Linked DNA regions of Homo sapiens: region 1 is linked to region 2. A link is an interaction called in ENCODE POLR2A ChIA-PET data of the cell type or tissue named here. Cell type or tissue: PC-9. All regions are shown on one strand. Each heading gives the region's core, and the rest is flanking DNA. Links, peaks and the distances in the headings are about the cores only.

The links. Peaks named below come from ENCODE experiments on the same cell type or tissue, not always from the same donor. Only the 100,000 strongest peaks of a DNase experiment are listed, where the experiment ranks them.
Region 1: POLR2A ChIA-PET joins it to region 2 with 6 read pairs; 4 of 35 experiments call an interaction of 5 or more read pairs at or near these places.

The regions. Positions count from the first base shown.
Region 1 is chr14:77,436,044-77,453,463 of GRCh38, reverse strand. It overlaps VIPAS39 (VPS33B interacting protein, apical-basolateral polarity regulator, spe-39 homolog), which reads left to right. Exons shown (of 20, transcript NM_001193315.2): 3 at 63-165; 4 at 2,131-2,277; 5 at 3,712-3,750; 6 at 4,107-4,171; 7 at 4,914-4,970; 8 at 9,123-9,215; 9 at 10,312-10,345; 10 at 10,802-10,904; 11 at 12,371-12,398; 12 at 15,583-15,656. Among named protein-coding and RNA genes, the nearest start is that of VIPAS39, 13 kb to the left of the region's middle. In PC-9, for the core only: no CTCF peak of the experiment used is centred there; no DNase peak of the experiment used is centred there.
Region 2 is chr14:77,503,633-77,509,652 of GRCh38, reverse strand. It overlaps SPTLC2 (serine palmitoyltransferase long chain base subunit 2), which reads left to right. Exons shown (of 12, transcript NM_004863.4): 12 at 1-3,656. Among named protein-coding and RNA genes, the nearest start is that of ISM2, 7.8 kb to the right of the region's middle. In PC-9, for the core only: no CTCF peak of the experiment used is centred there; DNase peaks (open chromatin) are centred at 562 and 1,242; H3K27ac peaks cover 1,978 bases.

The DNA of each region.
Region 1 (17,420 bases), core at 8,920-11,419, 65 kb after region 2:
GTCAGAAGAGAGGTGGGAAATGATGATTTGCCTGAGCACCCTAGCCTTGTGTCCCTCTGCAGTTAAAGGAGTCCAAGCGGGCGGTGAACAGCCTCCGAGACTTCGTGGATGATGATGACGATGATGACCTGGAGCGAGTCAGCTGGAGTGGGGAACCTGTGGGAAGTAAGTAGAAGAGTCCCTAGGCAGGGATAGATGTTGAGGATTCTTATCACTGATAAAGGCTCTACTTGTTTGTTTCTTCAATGCTAGTTAGGAGAGGGACTAGGATAAGACTATTTTCAGATAAGCATACATCTGGAAACTTAACTCCAGGAGAAGATACTTGGGAAATCCAGCAGGAGTTCCCACATGGCTATATAGGTCTGCTCTTCAGGGGTTGACTCTTAGCTGGCTATTTCATTCTCATTTGGGGTGCTTGTTAAAATGACATACTCCTAGGCTTTATCCCAGAGATTCTGTTCATTAGGTCTTCTGCGGAGTAGAGGGGGTCTCAAATTTTAATAAACACTGCAGGTGATTCTGATATATAGCCATATTTGGGAACTACTGACTTGACTCAGTATACTAATAACTGATTGACAGAACGGACTTCCTTACCCACCAAGTCTCACTGCTTAGCTGTATATGATACCACTTAATACTTTTTCAGAGTCCATTTGATTTTTTTTTTTTTTTTTTTTTGAGATGGAGTCTTACTCTGTTGCCTAGTCTGGAGTGCAATGGCGCGATCCTGACTCACTGCAACCTCCGCCTCCCAGGTTCAAGCGATTCTCATGCTTCAGCCTCCCTAGTAGCTGGGATTAAAGGTGCCAACCACCATGCCTGGCTAATTTTTGTATTTTTAGTAGAGATGGAGTTTTACCATGTTGGCCAGGCTGGTCTTGAACTGCTGACCTCAAGTGATCCGCCTGCCTTGGCCTCCCAAATGCTGGGATTATAGGTATGAGCCACCATCCCTGGTCCCCATCTGATTTTTAAGAAATATTTTTAATTGAAAGTTTTTAAAAAATAGGCCATACTATAATGTGACTAAAGATTAAAAAAAAAAAATTAAAGGTCTACAGTGAAAAGTTTCCGTTCCATATTGTTATGTATCTTCTCAGTTTTCAGTTCATGTCCTCCCAAAAAACAATCGTTGCTTGGTTCCTGTGTATTCATCTAAAGACTCTTTTTGCATCTGGAAAAGTATATAGAAACATGTATTCTTATCCCATTTTTACACAAGCAGTAGCATGCTTCATACCTTGCTCTTTTTATGTGTTAATATAGCTTGGAGATCTTTCCATGTCAGTATATAAAGAGTGTTCTCATTTTCTCTTTCTTTTTTTTAAATAGCAGCATAGTATTAAATTGTATGGGTTTACCATCATTTTTTAGCCAGCCCACTGTTGAATTTTAGATTTTTCAATCTTTTGCTCTTTATATTTCTATCATTGACTTTATATTCTGACCATAGATGCATAAATGAAAGAGCAATTCTTAGAGTGGAATTACTCACATAGGATGTTTGCATCTGTATTGGGTAGATATTGCCAAATTGACCTCCACAGGGGTTGTACCAATTCATACTACCACCAGCAATGGAGGAGGGTTCCAGTTTCCCTATAGCCTGGCTAACACGGTATTATCAAGCTTTTGGATCTTTCCCCATCTTATAGGGGACTAATGGTTTCTCATTATATTTTTAATTTGTAGTACTCTTAGCAAAGCTGGGGGCAGGTGGTGTGTGCCTCTGGAGGGTAGTGGCGATGGATGGCTTGAGGCCAGGAGTTGAGGCTGACGTGAGACATGACTGTTAGATATGATTGTGAATAGCCACTGTACTCCAGAGCTCCGGCAATGTAGTGAGACCCTGTCTCTAAAAAAAAAGAAAAAAAGAGAAAAAAGAGTAAGGTTGAGCATCTTTTCATATGTTGAAGAGCCATTTGAATTTTCTGTGATCCACCTATTCATGTCCTTGGTCCATTTTTCTGCTGATTAGTCTATTTGATTCTATCTTTTCTCCCTGCCCCAAGTTGGCCAAGGGACCAGGGCTTCTGGTGAAAAGCTTTTAGAGTTTATTGAATGTTGGATGTCAAGGCTTTATTGTGGATGAGAATTGCTGATGTAGTTCTTACTATCTCACAGGTATCTCATGGTCCATCAGAGAGACTGCTGGTAATAGCGGCTCAACCCACGAGGGGCGTGAACAGCTAAAGAGCCGAAACAGCTTCTCCTCCTATGCACAACTACCCAAGCCTACTTCTACCTACTCCCTGAGCAGCTTTTTTAGAGGTAAAGAGAGATGCTTAAATGGATAGGGAAGTCCTTCTCTTTTTCCAGAAAAATCTTAGGCCATAATTTTCATTTACTTTGTAAGAAAAAGATTATTGAAGGGTAAAGCATTCTCATTGGAGGTGGCAGCTGGGTGTTAGGAGCGAGATAAATGAGAGAAATTCAGAGGAGTTGGACTGGTTTTCTATAGCATGATGAATGAAATTGACATTAACCCTGTGACTGGTACTGAAAAAATTTGCCTAGATCAAAATTCCTCCCTACTCCTTGTGCATTGCTGTTGGAAAACCTTGTTGGTGGGAATGCCAAATGGTGCAGCCACCGTGGAAGACAGTATGGTGGTTTTTTAAAAAAAATTAAACAGTAAACATATAACTGGCTAGGCGTGGTGGCTCACGCCTGTAATCCCAGCACTTTTGGGAGGCTGAGGCAGGTGGATCACCTGAGGTCAAGAGTTCTAGACCAGCCTACCAATATGGTGAAACCCCGTCTCTACTAAAAATACAAAAATTAGCCGGGCATGGTGGGGGCTTCTGTAATCCCAGCTGCTCAGGAGGCTGAGGGAGGCAGATTGCTAGAACCTGGGAGGCAAAGGTTGTAGTGAACCGAGATTGCACTACTGCAGTCTAGCCTGGGTGACAGAGCAAAACTCCATCTCAATAAATAAATAAATAACATATGATCTAGCAATTTTACTTCTGGGTATATCTCAAAAAGAATGGAAAGCAGGTACTTGAACATATATTTGTACCTCCATGTTGATAGTAGCATTATTCACAATAGCCAAAAGATGGAAACAACCCAAATGTCCATTGATGGATGAATGGATAAACAAAATGTGCCATATACATGCAGCGGAATGTTACTCAGCATTAAAGAAGAACGACATTCCCATACATGCTGCCATATGGATGATCCTTGAGGATGTGATACTAAATAAAATGAGGCACAAAGGGACAAATATTGTATGACTCCATTTACGTATGACCTAGAATAGTCAGATTCATAGAGACAGGAAGTAGAATGGTGGTTACCAAGAGCTGGGGTGGAGGGAATGGAGAGTTATTGTTTAAAGGGTGTAGAGTTGGTTAAAGGGTAGAGAGTCTCAGTTTGGGATGATGAAAAAGTTCTGGAGATGGATAGTGGTGATGGTTGTACAACAGTGTGAATGTACTTAATGCTACTGACTTATACACTTAAAAATGGTTAAAATGGTAAATTTTGTTATGTATATTTTACCATAATTAAAAAAAATTTTCTCCCTGCTCCATTTTTTAATGGCACTTCAGATTTCTACAGATGAATAAAACCTTTTTTAAGCCTTAAGTTCCTATATTGCGTTATTGAGTTGGTTACACATTGTGTCTTTAACCAAGCCTGGATGGCTCTGATTGAAACTGTTGACCTTTTCCCTCTTGTGTTCTTTACCTTTAGGTAGAACTAGACCTGGAAGTTTCCAGTCCCTTTCTGATGGTAGGCATTGAACCCTCTTTTAATTGCTGTGGGAAATGTTACTGATCTGGTACAGTCTGGGGAGTTATGGGGACAGGTAGTAATTAGATGACAAGATGAACTTTCTTCTGCATCTACTGTCATTATTAGAGGAATTTTCTGATACTGACTAAGGAGGTAGAAATCATTCTAGCTACAGGGGCAAAGGTGACTTCTAGGGATGCTGTCTTTGGGGAAGAACGGAGATCTGCTTTTGGCCATAAAGTTAACATTGGGAGCCCACAAGTCAAAAAAATGTGAGAACGAAGAAGTAGAGGGAAGGAATGACAAGCAGGATTCATGGTGCCCTTCTGAACCAGCTGCTTATTCTTTTTCAGCTCTGTCAGACACACCTGCCAAAAGCTATGCTCCAGAGCTGGGGAGACCCAAAGGGGAGTATAGGGTGAGTTACAGCATACACTGGTGTGACACTTTCCACAGTATAAAGTACCTTGACATATGTTACCTGGCTTGATTTTCCCAACTATTTGAGTAGATATTTTTTTAACCCTGTTTTATAGATTAGAAAACTGGGTTTCTAAACATGAGGGCTTACCTGGGGTCTCAGAGCTGGGAAAGGGTGCAACTTAGACTTATAATCTCTATATTCTGACTCAGCTCTGCCATACTTTGCTTACTCATTATGCTCCCACTTGAAGGCTGTACTTTGAAACCCAGTGATCATCACTGCAGTCTGGAAGCCTGGTAGAGCTCATATTCCCATGAAACAAATAAAGCAAATTGATTCATAAGGAAGAAACCATATCCTAAGGTCGGAAAAGGAACATGTCTCCAACATCTCTCTCTTTCCTTCTGTTGGCCAAAGGCATTAATTGTTAGAATCCTAAAACGTGATTCTAATTCATCTAGAGGTTGCAGTCCTGAACTGGTAGGCATGGGGCTACTGGCTTTGTCAATTGGCTCCTCCCTCTTTGATCCATCTCCTCCTATCTATATTGCCCCTGCTCTAGTTCCTTCAGAAACTCAAAACAAAACCGTCCCATTTCTTCATTTTTTTCACATCCATTCCCTCCCACAAATTATTTCCCCCTTAGACACTAAGACTGAGTTTGAGTTGAGGAGCGGGTATGCTGATAAATTTGATTCCTTAACTTCCTGGGATTCACGTATTGCTAATATTCCAGGATTACAGCAATGACTGGAGCCCCAGTGATACAGTGCGACGTCTCCGGAAGGGCAAGGTAAGGACAGAGAATTTTTGTGAGGTTCTTTGGGAAGCTGGGCAGCTTGTTCACACAGGGAAGATTTCTTGACCTCTCTTCAGTTCTCATTTGTTCAATGAATTTCAGGGGGAAAATAAATCCACTAAGGTTGAAAGTCAGTGGCAAAATTTCTGATTCTCCATTACTGTTGCTTTGATGGGGTAGTGGGGAAAGAGTGATGGATGAGAGGGAAAAGTACATTTAAGAGTGAGAGGCCAGGGCCAGGGGTGGTGGCTCACGCCTGTAATCCCAGCACTTTGGGAGGCCGAGGAGGGTGGATCACGAGGTCAAGAGATCAAGACCATCCTGGCCAACATGGTGAAACCCCATCTGTACTAAAAATATAAAAAATTAGCCGGGTGTGGTGGCAGGCACCTGTAGTCCCAGCTACTCGGGAGGCTGAGGCAGGAGAATCACTTGAACCCAGGAGGTGGAGGTTGCAGTGAGCTGAGATTGCACCACTGCATTTCAGCCTGGTGAGTGAGACTCCGTCTCAAAAAAAAAAAAGAGAAGCCGGGCATGGTGGCTCACGCCTGTAATCCCAGCACTTTGGGAGGCCAAGGCAGGCAGATCACCTGAGGTCAGGAGTTCTAGACCAGCCTGGCCAACATGGTGAAACCCCATCTCTACTAAAAATACAAAAAATTAGGCGGGCGTGGTGGCGTGCACCTGTAATCCCAGCTACTCGGGAGGCTGAGGCAGGAGAATCACTTGAATCTGGGAAGTGGAGGTTGTAGTGAGCTGAGATCGTGCCACTGCACTCCAGCCTGGGCAACAAGAGTGAAACTCCGCCCCCCTGCCCAAAAAAAGAGAGTGAGAACAATCTTTTATGTTAGATCTGTGATTCATTGAGTTCATTTTTGCATATGGTGTGATGTAAGGGTTTGAGTTTAATTGTTTTCCCCATGTAGATCTCCATTTGTTCCAGCACTATTTGTTGAAAAAACTATCCTTTCCCCATTGAATTATCCTGCTGATGCTTTTGTTGAAAATCGGGCCAGTCACAGTGGCTCATGCCTGTAATCCCAGAACTTGGGGAGGCCAAGGTGGGAGGATCTGTCGAGCCCAGGAGTTCAAGACTAGGCTGGGCAACATAGTGAGACCGTGTCTCTACAAATGATAAAAAAAAAAAAATTAGCCAGGTGTGCGGCCGGGCACGGTGGTTCATGCCTGTAATCCCAGCACTTTGGAAGGCCAAGACAGGCAGATCACCTGAGGTTGGGAGTTTAAGACCAGCCTGACCAACATGGAGAAACCCCGTCTCTACTAAAAATACAAAATTAGCTGGGCGTGGTGGCACATGCCTGTAAATCACAGCTTCTCAGGAGGCTGAGGCAAGAGAATCGTTTGAACCTGGTGGCCGAGATTGTGCAATTGCACTCCAGCCTGGGCAACAAGAGCGGAACTCCATCTTAAAAAAAAAAAAGCCAGGTGTGGCTAATTTATAATATAAATGTATATTATAATTTATAATTATAAATATATAAATGTAACTTATAATCTTATAGCAGGATATGTTTTTAGTCACAGTTGCTTGAGAGGCTGAGATGGAAGGATTGCTTGAGCCCTGAAGGTCGAGGCTGCAATGAGCCGAGATTGTGCCACTCCATTCCAGCTTAGGCAACAGAGCAAGACCCTGTCTCAAGAAGAAAAAAATAAGAAGAAAATTAATGATCATATATGTGTAGGCCTATTTCTGGACTCTTTATTCTAGTTCATTGGATTATTTATCCTTAAGCTAATACTACAGTCTTGATTATTATATAAATGTTGAAATCAAGATACTTCAACTTTGTTGAAGCTTTCAACCTTCAATGTTGTTCTCTTCCAAAATTGTTTTGGCTGTTCTAGATCCTTTATACTTCCATATCGATTTTAGTAGCACCTTGGCAGTGTCTACAAAAGAGTTGTTGAGATTTTTATTGGGATTGCCTTGAATGTACAGATCAATTTTGGTAGAATTGGCAATGATCATAATAATTAATGGATCAAAATGGATCATAATGCCAGGTGTGGTGGCTTGTGCCTATAATCCTAGCTACTCAGGAGGCTGAGGCAGGAAGATCAGTTGAGCCCTGGAGGCTGAGGCTGCAGTGAGCTGTGATTGCATCACTGCACTCCAACCTGGGCGAGAGAGCGAGACCCTCTCTCTAAAAAAAAAGCAGATAAAATGGATTATACTTCACAGGTTCTAAGGATTGGGAATGAAAAAATGAATAAATAAAATGGATCATAGACCTAAATGTAAATTAATTGTTAAAGCTATAAAACTTCTAGAAGAAAATATAGACGAAAATCTTTATGATCTTGACTTAGGCAAAGATTTATTACCTAGGACACAAAAAGCATGAACCATAAATGAAAAAATTGATAAAATGGACTTCATCAAAATTTAAAACTTTTATTTTTTTTTTAGAAACCACTGTTAAAGCCATGAAAGGACCACCATAGCTCAGAGAAAGTAGTTTCAAAACACGTATATTATAAAGGACTTTCATCCAGAATATATATAAAACTTTTTTTTTTTTTTTTTGAGATGGAGTCTCCTTCTGTCGCCCGGGCTGGAGTGCAGTGGTGCGATCTCAGCTCACTGCAACCTACGCCTCCCAGGTTCAAGTGATTCTCCTGCTTCAGCCTCCTGAGTAGCTGGAATTAACAGGTGTGTGCCACCATGCCTGGCTAATTTTTGTATTTTTAGTAGAGAGGAGGTTTCACCATGTTGGCCAGACTGGTCTCAAACTCCTGACCTCAGGTGATCTGCCTGCCTTGGCCTCCCAAAGTGCTGGGATTATATGCGTGAGCCACTGTACTTGGCCAGAATATATATAAAACTTTTATTAAACCTGGCAATATAGCAAGACCCCATCTCTACAAAATAAAAATTAGCCAGGTGTGATGGCACTTACCTATGGTCCCAGCTACTCAGGAGGCTTGAGGTGGGAGGATTGCTTGAGCCCAGGAAGTCGAGGCTGCACTGAGCCATGATCATGCCACTGCACTCCAGCCTGGGCAATACAGTGAGACCCTGTCTCAGATAAAACAACAACAACAACAAAACTCTTAGCTTAGTGATAAGTACAGTCTGATAAAAAAATTGGCACAAGAGTTGACCAGACACATCACAAAAGAAGATACATGAATGACCAATAATCACTTTAAAAGATACTTAAAATTATAGTTATCAAGAAAATGTGAGTTGAAACTATGAGATACTGGCTGGGCATGGTGGCTCACGCCTGTAATCCCAGCACCTTGGGAGGCTGAGGCAGGTGGATCACGGGGTCAGGAGATCAAGACCATCCTGGCTAACATGGTGAAACCCTGTCTCTACTAAAAATACAAAAAAATTAGCCGGGTGTGGTGGCAGGTGCCCATAGTCCCAGCTACTCGGGAGGCTGAGGCAGGAGAATGGTGTGAACCCGGGAAGCGGGGCTTGCAGTGAGCCAAGATTGCGCCACTGCACTCCAACCTGGGCGACAGAGCGAGACTCCGTCTCAAAAAAAAAAAAATCACTGAACTATATACTTAAATAGGGTATGTTTTACTGTATGCAAATTATGAATAAGGGTTCTTAAAAAAGAACAAGTGATTGGCTGGGCGCGGTGGCTCATGCCTGTAATCCCAGCACTTTGGGAGGCTGAGGTGGGTGGATGACGAGGTCAGGAGATCGAGACCATCCTGGCTAACACAGTGAAACCCCGTCTCTACTAAAAATTAAATTACTAAAAAAAAATTAGCCGGGCATGGTGGCGGGCACCTCTAGTCCCAGCTACTTAGGACGCTGAGGCAGGAGAATGGTGTGAACCTGGGAGGCGGAGCTTGCAGTGAGCCGAGATTGAGCCACTGCACTCCAGCCTGGGTGACAGAGCAAGACTCCGTCTCAAAAAGAACAAGTGATTTCTGTTGACTTTATCAAGACTTCAGGACATTAGCATCTTATAGGGCAGCAGGCTGAACTAGAGAGGGTGGTGGGAGCCAACTGTTTTATAAGTGCTGGGGACCATAGGGTAAAAATAAAGAGACTCTCCTTGGGGACATTTTGTTTCATTATTGCTTATTCTTTAGTATCCAGCAACAAAGGAATAAAGAAAACTGTCTTCTTGTGTACTAATTCTAGTGTTATTCTGCCAGGTTTGCTCACTAGAGAGATTCCGCTCCTTACAGGACAAACTACAACTCCTAGAAGAGGCAGTAAGCATGCATGATGGAAACGTCATTACTGCAGTGAGTTGTCGGATTTGTTGTTGTTTGTTTAATTATTGTTTTCACTAGTTTCTGAAAATCCAATCAAATAGACTAACATTTTGTGTTAAATGTTAAGTAAAGATCCTGGATTCCCCTTGGAGGTGTAGGATTCTAAGTAATCTGTGCTTTAAGGGCTTAGCTGGTGCCACATGCACTAAGCGTGGAACCCTGTTTTTTTTTTTTTTTGGAGACAGGGTCTTGCTCTGTTGCCCAGGTTGAAGTGCAGTGGTGTGATGATGGCTCGCTGTAGCCTCGACCTCCTGAGCTTAAGTGATCCTCTCACCTCAGGTCCCCGAGTAGCTGGGACCACAGGTGCATACCACCATTCCTGGCTAGTTTTTTTTTTTTTTTTTTTGAGATGGAGTCTCACTCTGTCGCCCAGGCTAGTGTGCAGTAGGACAATCTTGGCTCACTGTGTGATACTCCTGCCTCAGCCTCCCAAGTAGTTGGGATTACAGGCGTGGGCCACCATGCCCAGCTAATTTTTGTATTTTTAGTAGATATGGGGTTTCACTACATTGGCTGGGCTGGTCTCAAACTCCTGACCTCAGGTGATCCACCAGCCTCGGCCTCCCAAAGAGCTGGGATTATAGGCGTGAGCTACCACGCTTGGCCTTGCCTGGCTAATTTTTAAATTTTTTTGTAGAGACAGGGTCTTGCTATGTTGCCCAAGCTGATCTCACACTCCTGGGCTCAAGTAATCTCCCTGCCTTAGCCTCCCAAAGTGTTGGAATTATGGGCATGAGTCACCATGCCCAGCCTATGTGAAACCGTTGATTGTAACCAAGACACACAAGGTTGGCTACTATGTGTTATATAAAACAATCTGAGGGAGAAGAGATGTGAGCGTATCCTCTTTCAGAGGGAGGTGTCTCTCAGCAGCATGGGCACGGGTGTGTGGACTCTCAAGACACAGCTCAGTTCCAGATAGCCATTGGCTTTCCTTGCATCACATACAGAGCTGTTGGCTATACCTTCAGAGATTGCTAATGAGTTGCTGGCCCCGTGTCTGTAGTGCTCAGGGCATGACTCTGTGTTGGAAAGTTTGCACAGTCTTTGTTCTTTTTTCCTGTAGGTTCTGATTTTCCTGAAGAGGACACTGAGCAAAGGTGAGAATGGCTTGCAGGAAATCTTCAGTCAGCAAGGTGTCTGCCACATTCGAGGGGAGAATGCCATGTGCCTTTCATACCAGAATTCATTAGTCAAGTCTATTTCAGAGACAAGTGGGGTGGCCTGAGACTTCAGAGCACAAATCACATCTCTGAGGGCGTCCTTTAGGGTGATGACTACATTAACCACAGAGCCCCCTCAGATGGCTGTGTTGGTTTGAAGAAGTCAGAGTCCATGCTAAGTGCCTGCTGTTTGGGTTGGTGTGAAATGAAAAGCTGATTTAATGGCTATGAGCTGAGTGTGTTGATGGTGAATTAAGACATAGGGGTAAACCATTCTTAGCTTTTGTTAGGGTTTGATGAGATAATATTTGGAATGTGTGAGTAGGGAGACCAATTTCACACTTGACTAATTGGCTTTAATCTTTCTCAACTTAACTCCTGACTGTCTGACAGAGATCCTCTTCCGAGAGCTGGAGGTGCGACAGGTTGCCCTGAGACATCTTATTCACTTCCTTAAGGAAATAGGGGATCAAAAGTTGCTTTTAGACCTCTTCAGGTAAGAACTGATCATCTGGTCTATAAAGTTTAGTAAGTACTTGTTTCAAAGCACTCTGAGGGATACAAAGGAATAGAAGACGCCAACTGCCCTTTTCCTGGAAGTGCTTGGAAGACAAGCTATTGAAGTGTGAGGGGATAACTAGCAGTACAGCATAGCTTATGATAAGGTGCAAGTTGGTTAAGAACCAGGCTTTGGAGTCACATGCACTTGGGTTGAATGCTATTATAGGTCTCCCACATCATTCATTGAGTGACCTTGGCCAAGTTATCAACCCTCTTCATGAGTTTTTCACATCGATCAAATGGAGATGATGACACCTACCCACAGGGTTATTATGAAGATGAAGGGCTAGTATGTGAGCCAGCACTTAGCATAATACCTAGTTTGTAGTATTAGTATTTATTAAGTGTTTTCTTACAAAAGACCTAGAATAAAGGTATCTTTTATTACTTGATTCTAAGTGATACCAGTGGGAAGTACAGTAGAAGAGAAGAAGAAAATATTTTCAGTCAGGATACCCAGGGAAAGCCTCATGGAAGTGATTAGGATTTGCATGGGCCTATGAAACTAGGTAGGATTCTGATAGGTGAGAGGTAGGCATGTCTGCTGGGGGTAAAGAGGGCTGAGGTCTTCTATCATGTTTTTCTTCCCTCTAATTCCAGTCAGTGGGGACTATTTCCCACCTTTGGATTAAAATATGTGCACATGATGTCTTTTCTTCAGTGTCAGAGAAAGGGTTAGAACCTCTGTTTAGACTGACATGTGGCCCAAGGTGACTGATATCCAGTGACTCCAGCACAGCAATGAGCTCCCCAAAAGACTGAGGTGGGGAAAAGCAGGTTACCTGGTTAGGGTCAAGATTACAGATGTTAGCCAGGAATTTGCAAAAGAAGACATGGTCACAGAGGCTGGCTGCTTCCTCCCTCCTTCCTTCCCTCCCTTACTCTTTCCCAACCAACAGGGCTTTATCAGGCATCACCTCCATGCCAAAATGGTAATGTTAATTATGGTGGTCTATTCAGAGTAAAGAAGAATCAGAAGACAAAAGTCCTGGTGCTCCAAGGTCTGGGGGAGACAAAACACATTGTACTCTGTCCATGAAAACAGTAAAGAACAATATAGAAAATCTGTTTTCAAGATTGTATTGACAGAGAATAGTGCTTTAATCTTAGGAAAAAAAAAAACAACAACCAAGTTTTCTGTGGGCTAGAGTAGGTGGCTCTGAGCCTCCCTGTCAGAACTGTTAACAAAGTTATTAGTTCCTTGCAGTACCTTCTTGTCCTTGCTTTTTGTTCAGCCAGAGAGACCAGGGGAACAATGATATCTGATCAACCATTTATCTTGTGTATAGAGGGAAATGAGTTTGAATTGTGTTTCTCCTAGAGGAGGCACTCGATTTTGTGAGGTTATACTGCCACACATCAATAGATACAAATGCCCTGCTCCCTTCTGCTTCTTCCCAGGTTCCTAGATAGAACAGAAGAGCTTGCGGTAAGTGTGGCCTTTGTTTCAGTTGGGTACCTGTTTAACAGAAATCTAGGCTGGGCACAGTGGCTCACGCCTGTAATCCCAGCACTTTGGGAGGCCGAGGTGGGTGGATCACCTGAGGTCAGGAGTTCAAGACCAGCCTGGCCAACATGGTGAAACCCTGTCTCTACTAAAAATACAAAATTAGCTGGGTGTGGTGGCACGCACCTGTAATCCCAGCTACTTGGGAGGCTGAGGCAGGAGAATTGCTTGAACCTGGGATGGGGAGGTTGCAGTGATCTGAGATCGTGCCATTGCACTCCAGCCTGGGCAACAGAGTGAGACTCTGTCTCACGAACCCAGAAATCTAAGCCAAACCCCCGCCTCCAAGATCCCAGACTGATTGAACTATTTCCTTTGATATTGATTATATACAGAAGAGAGAGGCACCTGGAAAACCTGAAAACTTAATCCAAATGATGTATTCTTTCTTTTTATATGCTCTTTTGGTTGGGCTTATGAATAAATTTTAAAAAATAAACATGTGAAAATTGGCCTGGTCAATTTGTAATTTGTTTTTCGGTTGTTTTCAGGTCCTGGTTGTTAGGAGTTTTGGGGTTTTGGCTTCTCACAAAGAAAATGTTGAAGGCTAAGAGGATAAGAAACCAGATATAGGTCAAGAAGGAAGATAGGTCAAGTTGATGATACACCCAATACACGTTTTGGCTGAGAATTCAATGGCCAGGTGTTAAGATTAAATTTTGGCAGATTTTCACAATCATGGAATGAACTCCTGGAATACAAGAATAAATCTGAAATTTTACCAAAAACTCAGTTGTATTATTAAAACTTCAGCAATTCATGTTAAAAAAAAAAAAAAAAAACTTGGCAGGAATAAGAATTTCCAGCCAAGCACGGTAGCTTATGCCTGTAATGCCAGCACTTGGGAGGCTGAGGTGGGAGGAACACTAGAGTCCAGGAGTTAGAGAACAGCCTGGGCAACATAGTGAGATCCCATCTCTAAAAAAAAATTTAAAAAATTAGCAAAGCATGGTGGCGCATGCCTGTAGTCCCAGCTACCTGGGAAGCTGAGGTAGGAGAATCGCTTAAGTCTGGGAGGTCATGTCTGGGTGAAAGAATGAGACCTTGTCTCAAAGAATTTCTCAGCACTGTCGATGGCAGGATTGCTTTTTTAGTTATTGTACAACACATTTGTGATATCCATACAGACATTCAGTTGGCACATTAAATATTGTTAACCTTTGAACAGCATAATTATATATATAATACTGAAAATGCTTTTCAGAAACATGGTTTTTTTTTTTCGAGACAGGCTGGAGTACAGTGGTGCGTGATCATATAGTTTACTGCAGACTCTCAATTCCTGGCTCAAGCCTTAGGCTCCCAAGTAGCTGGGACTACAGGTGCACACGACCACACCTGACTAATTTTTAAAAATCTTTTTGTAGAGACGGGGGTCTCACTTTGTTTGCCAGGCTGGTCTTGAACTCCTAGCCTCAAGCTATCCTCCCACCTTGGCCTCCCAAAGTTCTGGGATTACAGATGTGAACCACCTCACCTGGCTCAGTAACATGTTTTCTGAAAGGAACTTGTACTTAATATTCAAAGCATGAGAGAATCTGAAAAATCCATTTTCTTAATCAACTAAAAATGATTGGCAGCCTGTAGTAATCATTTGAAAAGCTGTTTGTTTATATTTTTAAATCTCTGTAAGTTCAAAACTATAAGGATTTTTCTTCTTACAGCATTCTTATAAAGTTTTTTGTTTTGATTTTCATTAGTGAGAATAAATGTGTTTTGGGTAACTCATTTTTATCTAAAACTTTATTTTCTTTATACTCATTATGTTCGAATTGAAGATGATTTATCATGCATGTTGTTGTATATAGATTTTGAGTTTTTCAACCTTGTAAACTTTGGAAGTGGCAAAGCTGATAGTACACTTTTAGTGTATGCCCACAGAATATGAAGGTTTCCCATGTAGAACTTTTCTTGAAAGACCTAAGGATGAAATGGAATTGAATAACAAAAAATTAACTATAGCTCTTAAAGGTTACTTTCTTTAATATTAGGAATGATTGTATACCAACTATTTTATATGAACTATTTTACGAAGATTGGATTATGATATGTAATTTCTGTTATTCTGTCTTATGTTATTTACATTTTTACATTTACATTTTTATATACATTTACATTTTTGTATACATCTGTTGGCTCAATCTGAGAATATTTATGAACAGTGAGTCAGAATGACATGCCCTATTTATATTACTGATGTTAATTGTTAGATATTTACATGATCATACTACCATTGATCATGTACATGGTCAAGGATGCCAAAAATAACACTGAAATAGGTATTTAGCTCTTGGACTTTTCAAAATCTAAAGCTGAAGCAAAATATTCATTTTTGGTTAAATACTGAGGCTAAAGTGAAACTTAAAGGTAAAGCTTGGTACTCTATCTACTCAGTGCTTCATTATAGGTCAGCACTGGCCAATAGAACTTTCTACAATGATAGAAATATTCCATATTTGGGCCGGGCGTGGTGGCTCACGCCTGTAATCCCAGCACACTGGGAGACCAAGTTGGGCAGGTCACCTGAGGTCTGGAGTTCGAGACCAGCCTGGCCATCATAGTGAAACCCTGCCTCTACTAAAAGTACAAAAATTAGCCAGGCATGGTGGTGGGCACCTGTAATCCCAGCTACTTGGGAGGCTGAGGCAGGAGAATCGCTTGAACCTGGGAGGCAGAGGTTGCAATGAGCTGAGATTGTGCCATTGCACTCCAGCCTGGGCAACAAGAGTGAGACTTCGTCTCAAAAAAAAAAAAAAAAAAATTTTCCATATTTGTGTTGTCCAATATAGTAGCTCCTAGTCACATGTAGCTGTTGAGTTCTTTAAAAGTGGTTAGTGTTAACTAAGGAGGTGAATTTTTACATTAATTAATTTAAATTTAAAGAAACAGTTGTAGCTAGTGGCTATTGTATCGTACAGTGCAGTTATAGATAAACCTACTAATGATACTTAGTCACTCTTTGCCTATCCCCCCACCCGCCTCCAATAACCATCTATACCCAGAAATGAAGAATTTGTTTTTTTAAAGCATGGGAAGTTCAGTTAATCAGCTATCTCCCTCATCTAAGGAGACAAAATACCTCAAAGCCTTTTTCTGCTTTTTGTAGCTATCTCATTATCGAGAGCATTTGAACATTCAGGACCCTGACAAACGAAAAGAATTTCTTAAAACCTGTGTTGGGTAAGTATGGGGGAAAAATGATTTTAAGTATAAATACCTTTACCCAGAAGGAATGAAGAAAATTAAAAAGGGTGGAATGGATAGGCAGGAAGGGGAGGGCTAACAATGAATCATACCAGCATCATTCAGGGTCACCTCATGCAGTGGTGTTCACACACTAGTCCCCAGCAGAGTTTCCACTGCTTGATGGTAAACTGAGGAAAAAAAAAGACAAATGTAGAGAGATTTTTTTTCCTAAAGCTAAATTTATTTAATTTGAAAGGTTATCTTTTATTGTAGGATTTTGTCCTCACTCTTCTCTTCTTCTTTGGTACTAAAATGAGCTGTACCTTTTTTTATGACCTTAGGTAATAAAAAGATAGCAATACTTTAGGGACCTGATGCATTTTTTCAGTGTTACTGGTCCTTGAAACCCCAAAGTCCAAGAACCACTGATCCAGGGCAAGCTTTCATCCAGAATTTAACTTATTGCAAAACCCAGCTCCACATATTCCTGTGACAGGATGCCCGTTGCTCTTGAAACAGCTCAGTTTGTTTTTGAACAACCTTCGTTATTGGAAAGTGCTTCCTTACGTTAAGCTGAAATTTGCTTCCCTGTATCTTTCAAGACAGGTGTAGAGTCTACCCAGTAGTCCTTGCTTCTTCAGGTTCAGTACTCATGGTTGTTTCAACCATTCCTCATGTGACATGATTTCCCGGCTTCATGTTTAGAAATTTGATTATATCAGTGAAATCCATTTAATGTTACCAAATACTGAGATATGTTATATGGCCTCTGGAAAACAAGGAGAAAAGTTAAAATAGTGAAGTAACTAGAATTTATAGCATCTCTCTTTATCTCTTCTAAAAATTCACTATGGCTAAAACTTATCTGGAATAGTGTAATTAAAACTCAGAATTCTTCCTGGAGTGAGCAGAGTATGGGGAATAATGCAGCACTTTCTAAAAGATATATCTGTGAACTGGGCATTTAAAATCTGGCTTCTATTCTTGGCCTTCCCCATTGACCACATGACTTTTTGGCAAGACGCTGTCCCTCAGCATCTTCATGTATAACAATAATGTGGCCGGGCGCAGCAGCTCACGCCTGTAATCCCAGCGCCTTGGGAGGTTGAGGCAGGTGGATCACGAGGTTAGGAGATCAAGACCGTCCTGGCGAACATGGTGAAACCCTGTCTCTACTAAAAATACAAAAATAAGCTGGGCGTGGCAGCATACGCCTGTAGTCCCAGCTACTCTGGAGGCTGAGGCAGGAGAATTGCTTGAACTCAGGAGGTGGAGGTTGTAGTGAGCCAAGATCATGCCACTGCACTCCAGCCTGGGTGACACAGAGAAACTCCATCTCAAAACAAGCAGACAAACAAAAAACATAATGCAGTGTTGAAGATGGGACCCTTGACATTTGTGATATTTGCTGATCTATAAACATACCACCATGGCATGTAATTTAATTTACCTTTTGTACTCTGCCATAAAAAAATGGCTAACAAATCTAGGTGTCCCCTCAGTAAGTTAAGCACAAGCCACAGAATTTCACTGGGATGTGGATGATGGGCAGTTGCCTAGGCTCACTCATTAGCTTTGTGACTCATTCACCAAATATTCCAACTCTCAAAATGAGAGGATTCTAATTCATTTATCAGCAAAATTATGAGTGACTATAAGTATTTTGTGGACTCTCAGGATCCCTCTTGAATTGGCAAAACCTTTAATATGAAATTCACGCCATTCATGCGATGTCTTTCTTTAAGGGACGCTCTAAAG
Region 2 (6,020 bases), core at 1-2,500:
ATATAAATACAGTCATTGAGAATAAGTCGATTTGAGGCATACAAGAGTAGTTTCTTACACAGTTTAACACGGCCTGATTCAAGACTCTGATAGGATTCAAACAGATACCGGTTAACCATGACTACCAAAACTGATCATCTGAGTCGATTGATAGAGGTGTGACTAGTCCTTAGCACTTTTTCTCATTCCTCTTTTTATTCAGCATTGCTGTTACCTATTTCAGGTTTATAAGACCTCTTTCAGCAGATCACATCAGAAGCCAGGAAATGCATAGCTAGGAGATGTCAAAAGCCCATATGAGGAGTGGACCAAGCAGCAGTGGCGGTTTCTCCTCGCATCTTTTTTTTTTTAAGCTTTAACTTAGCAGGGGCATGGACTTTATAGCACTTTTTCAACTTTTTGCTTTGCTTTGGATAAGAAATCCTTACCTTTAAAAAAAGCTTCTAGTCTCCATAACCCCCAAAGTACTGCTTATTTGTTTGAAGAATCCAGCCATCGTAGTGCTTTAGTCACTATCGTAAACATTCATGATAGGGCAAGGATTTTAAAACAGGATTCTTGCTTCTGTAGTCATCAAGGTGAACAGAAGCATCCTACACAACCACTAAGGGCTCTATGTTTGTGTCATGCCTCTTCAAACACCAAGGAGTTGAACATGCTTCCAGTGATTTGTCTCCGTAATGCCTTCTTCCTTTATTTGGCCTTTCTTTCTTTCTGTACCTTCAAGTTCTTGATTTTTAAAATTCCAACTCTAGAGAAAACCAATATATGGTGGTGCTGGGCTTTGAAGATAGCATATCAGACGCCTTGGTTCTGTTTGTACACTTAGCCTTACATTTCAGGAGGAGGCTTTTCATTAGGGGCTTAAGCTAGCTCCTTTGGCTTTTAAAAAAAATTTTTTTTCAAATTTCTTCATTACCTAAGGGAGCCTGCATCTAAATTTCTCAACTAGTTCAGCCTAGCTGAATTTTCTAGTGTGTTATACACTTTGCTTCCTTCTTATTGGTGAAAACCAGGGGGATGAGTGGCTTCCATGGAGAGATTTCCTGATTTCTCAGGGAGGAAAAAAGTGATGACATTTACCACTACTTTTATGTTTTTCCCCTTTTTCCAAATTGATAAGGATTTCTGGTTCCTAGTGATCCGGGATTGGGCAACAGTGCAGAACTGCCAGTCATGCCGTAGGCCGTGAAGAAAGAATGTGAGTAACTGTTGTTTTGCAAGGATTTGTAGGGTTATGGGCAGTTGTTGTTTGAAGCATTGCTATGACCTAATTCCCAAGGTATCTTTCCTCTCTTGGTGTTCTAGGTAAGCCAATGAGCTTTAATCTCTACTTGCTATAACCGTGTGCTTAGAAAAAGAGGTGAGAGTAGTGGTTTTCCTTCAAACTGTCCACATTCATGAAGATTATGAATTGTTAGGACAGCCAGGGCAAGATAGACCCTGTCTCTACAAAAATTTTTTTCTAAATTAACCGGGCATGGTGGTGCCTGCCTGTAGTCCCACCTGTGTGGGAGAATCACTTGAGCCTGGGAGGTCAAGGCTGCAGTGAGCCATGATTGCACCCCTGCACTCCAGCCTGGGTGACAGAGTGAGACCCTGGCTCAATAAGAGGGGGAAAAAAAATTGTTAGGAGCTGGGTGCGGATGCAGCCTGCAATCCCAGCTACTTGAGAGGCTGAGGCCGGAGGATTGCTTAAACCCAAGAATTTGAGCGTAGCCTGGGCAACACAGCAAGACCCCATCTAAGAAAAAAATGTTTTTTAAATCAGCTTAGCCCAAAGGGGTTGTGAATGGGGAGGTATAAAAAGCAAAGATTATTTTTTGGCTACTAAGCCAAGAACTTACAGGGATTTTTTTTTTCAGTCCCAGAACCTACAGATACCCTGCTACTTGCTTCACGTGGATGCTCAGTGCCCAGCAGCCATCTTAATACATTAAACCAGTTTAAAAAATACCTTCCATGTGGAGAAAAACATGTCTTTTTCTCGCCTCAACTTTATCCACATGAAATATGTGCCCATGGCTGGGCGCAGTGGCTCACCTGTAATCCCAACACTTTGGGAGGCTGAAGCAGGCAGATTGCTTGAGGCCAGGAGTTCGAGAACAGTCTGGCCAACATGGCGAAACCTCATCTCTACTAAAATTACAAAAATTAGCCGGGCATGGTGGCACATGCCTGTAATCCCAGCTACGTCAGGAGGCTGAGGCACAGGAATTGCTTGAACCCAAGAGGCAGAGGATGCAATGAGCCAAGATCACACCACTGCACTCCAGCCTTGGCGACAGAGGGAGACTCTGTCTCAAAAAAAAAAAAAAAAGGTGTGCCCAGGCCCCTAGCCATTGCCATGTGCCCAGCCAGAGAGCCAAATTAGAGGGCTGGCTTCCCTATCACACAGAATAAATGCTAGTGCTAGCCAATGATCCCTTTGCTTTTAATGTATAGAAAATACTGTTGTTCCTTTTGTCATTTCCAGTGACATCTGTTTTCTAAGCAGCTCTTTTCTAGGGAGGAAACCAAAGGGGCTAGGTTAAGACCCTAATAGAAATGTTTTTTCTAATCTCTGGTGAGTCTGGAAGTGTCACATTCACAGTCCACCCTTGGGAGTGGCTTGGTGGAGCTGGGGACAAGGTTTTGTTTACTACATAGTGCACATGATAAATGGCCTTAAACTGTGATTCTTTCTGGTAGGATAAGTTATAATAAACTGACCCTAAAGAATGCAATGGCTTTTAAACTGCAGTTACTGTGTTCTTAATGAAGCAATACCCAAAGCTCTGTTCTTTTGGAGCACTTGAGGGGAGCTTGAATGAAAGGTGCAGATAAGAGCAGTACCTTGATCTTATGCTTTCTGAGTGTCCTGCCTTGTTGCCATCTGCATGGATGAGTGAATGCTTCTATGCACGAGGAGACTCAAGCCAACTCAGAGTCTGCTTTTTCCAACGCTCTTCCCAGGTTTCTTTTGCAAAGCTTGGTCATTTGGCCCAGGTCTTCCTGGAAAGTGGAGTACATGTCACTGACTAGGGTGGCGTGGTGTCTTTACCCTTAACATTAAGTCTTGTTACCTCAGTGATGTGAAGCCAATGGTTGGAATTATAAAAAGCATCCTTGCTGGTTCTTCACAGGACACTGGAACCCACCCTGTCAATTCAGCTAGCATGTCCACACAGTCTTGATGATCCCTCTCTGTAACAGGCAGCTAACATTAAGAGAAGGGGGAAAGAGAAGAAGAGAGCAATAGCTTATGGGAGAGCTGAGATCTTACTTCGTTGACCCATATTTTTCCCCTGACCAAGTTACCTGTAAACTGGAATTTGCAAGGGGATGCTGTGATGATAACCCCTTTCTATTGCTGTAATGTTCATATAACCTGGGAAACTGAGAGAAGGGGATGTGTAAATAAAAGCTTAAACATTTTAGTAATGTGTTAAAATGTCACTCTCTCTTACCCTGTTTCCCTTTTTTGCCAGATGATGATTTTTTTATTTTTATTTTGTACTTTACTGGATGACTGTGAAGCGATGAGTATTGGGTTGGGGTAGGTGTGTTGATTTTGAGAGTGCATGTTAAGAACTGAAGGGGAACTACTTGAGATGACTTAAGAAGCATCCCATGCAAATATCTTGTTTTGCCCTAATAAAATATTCAGAAAGATATATCTGCCTTTATTCATTCAACCAATACATATTGAGTGCTATCTCTCTGATGGGCAGCACACTGAGCTTTGTGGTTCCTACTTGCTAGTAAACAGATAAGCACATGAACATACATGTCATTTTACAAACTGTTAAGTGCTATGGAGGAAAAGTAAAGAGCTTGGTAAAAGTAACCAGGCCGGGCGCGGTGGCTCACGCCTATAATCCTAGCACTTCAGGTGGATCACTTGAGGTCAGGAGTTTGAAACCAGCCTGGCCAACATGGCGAAATCCCGTCTCTACTAAAAATACAAAAATTAACCAGGCATGGTGGCACGTGCCTATAATTCCAGCTATTTGGGAGGCTGAGGCACGAGAATCGCTTGAACCTGGAGGCAGAGGTTATAGTGAGCTAAGATCACACCACTGCACTCCAGCCTGGGCAATAGAGCAAGACTGTCTCAAAAAAAAAAAAAAAAGACAGTAACCATGATCTGGTTTAGACAGGGGTGAGAGAGAAAACTGAGGACGTGGAGGGTCTGAAATAAAGTACAGTTGGAGCTTGATTAAAAACTGTGTGGGGAGGTGAGGTAGTGGGGAGGTGGTAGAGGCAGACTCACTGGGCTTTGTAGATCTTGGTGAGGTCTTTCTCTTATGCAGGGGGTGGGGGTCAGACTAGTGAAAGGGCTGGGTTTTTAAAAAATTTTTTAAATTATTACCTAAAGTGGAGACAGAGTTTCACTGTGTTGCCCAGTCTCGAATTCCTGGCCTCAAGCAATCCTCCCGTCTCAGCCTCCTGACATACTGGGATGACAGGCATGAGCTGCCACACCCGGCCCAGTGAGGAGTTTAAAGTATGGAAACAGATAACTCTCAGTGTTTTTGTAGACATGGACAATTTGATAAAGTTTATATGGAAATCTAAAGGACCTAGAATAGTCCAAACGATTTTGGAAAAGAACTTACACTACCTGATTTCAAGACTTTCTGTAAAGCTACAGTAATCAAGACACTACTGTTGGCATTAAGATAGTCATGTAGATCAGTAAAACATACTAGAGTCCAGAAATAGACCCACACATAGAAGGTTGGTTGATTTTCAACAGAGTTGCCAAGGTAGTTCCAGTGGGGAAAGTACAGATAATTCAACTAATGGTCCCAGAACAACTAAATATCCATATGGGCAGAAATGACCTTCAACCCTTAACTCATAGATATACAATAATTCAAAATAAATCACCTGAACACAAAAATTAAAACTATAAAATGTCTAGAAGAAAACAGAAGAGAAAATCTGTGACTTTAGGAATGATTTCTGAGGACACAAAAAGCATTATTGATAAGTTGGACTTGATCAAAATGAAAATTTCAAAAGACTGAAAATGAAAAGCAAACCCCAGGCTGGAGTAAAAGATTCAGAATACATGTATTTGATAAAGGCTTTCTATACAGACTATAAAGAACCCTTAAAATTTAGTAATCTATTCATAAAAAAATAGATAAAAGATGGAAAAGACATTTCACAAAAGAGGTAAACTAATGTCCCATAAGCTTATGAAAAAATGCTTAACATAATTAGTCATCAGGGAAGTGCAAATAAAAACTACAATAAGATTCTACCACCCCAGCCTGGGCAACATAGCAAGACCCCATCTCTACTAAAAAACTGAAAAATTAGCCAAGCATGGCGGTGCATGCCTGGAGTCCTAGCTACTCAGAAGTCTGAGGTGGGAGGATCCTTTGAACCCAAGAGTTGAAGGCTACAGTGAGCTATGATCACACCACTGCACTCCAACCTGGGAGACAGAGCAAGGCACTGTCTCAAAAAAAAAAAAAAAAGCCTGGCGTGGTGGCTCATGCCTGTAATCCCAGCACTTTGGGAGGCTGAGGGTGGCGGATCATGAGGTCAGGAGATCAAGACTATCCTGGCTAACACAGTGAAACCCCGTCTCTACTAAAAAAAATACAAAAAATTAGCTGGGCATGGTGGCGGGTGCCTGTAGTCCCCACTACTCAGAAGGCTGAGGCAGGAGAATGGTGCGAACTCGGGAGGCGGAGTTTACAGTAAGCTGAGATTGCACCACTGCACTCCAGCATGGGCGACAGAGGGAGACGCCGTCTCAAAAAAAAAAAAAACCAAAAAACAAAAATTCTACCACCACTCCCACCAGAATGGCTGAAATTAAAAAGAATTACAATATCAAGTGTTGGCAAAGATGTGGAGCAACTGGAGCTCTCATCAGTTGCTGGTGGGAATACAAATGGTACATCCACGTGAGAAAATAATTTGGCAGGTTTGAGACAGCAATTCCACTCATAGATAAATTTAAATTTTTTATTTTAAAATATTCATCTATTTATTTTGAGACTGAGTTATGAGACTGG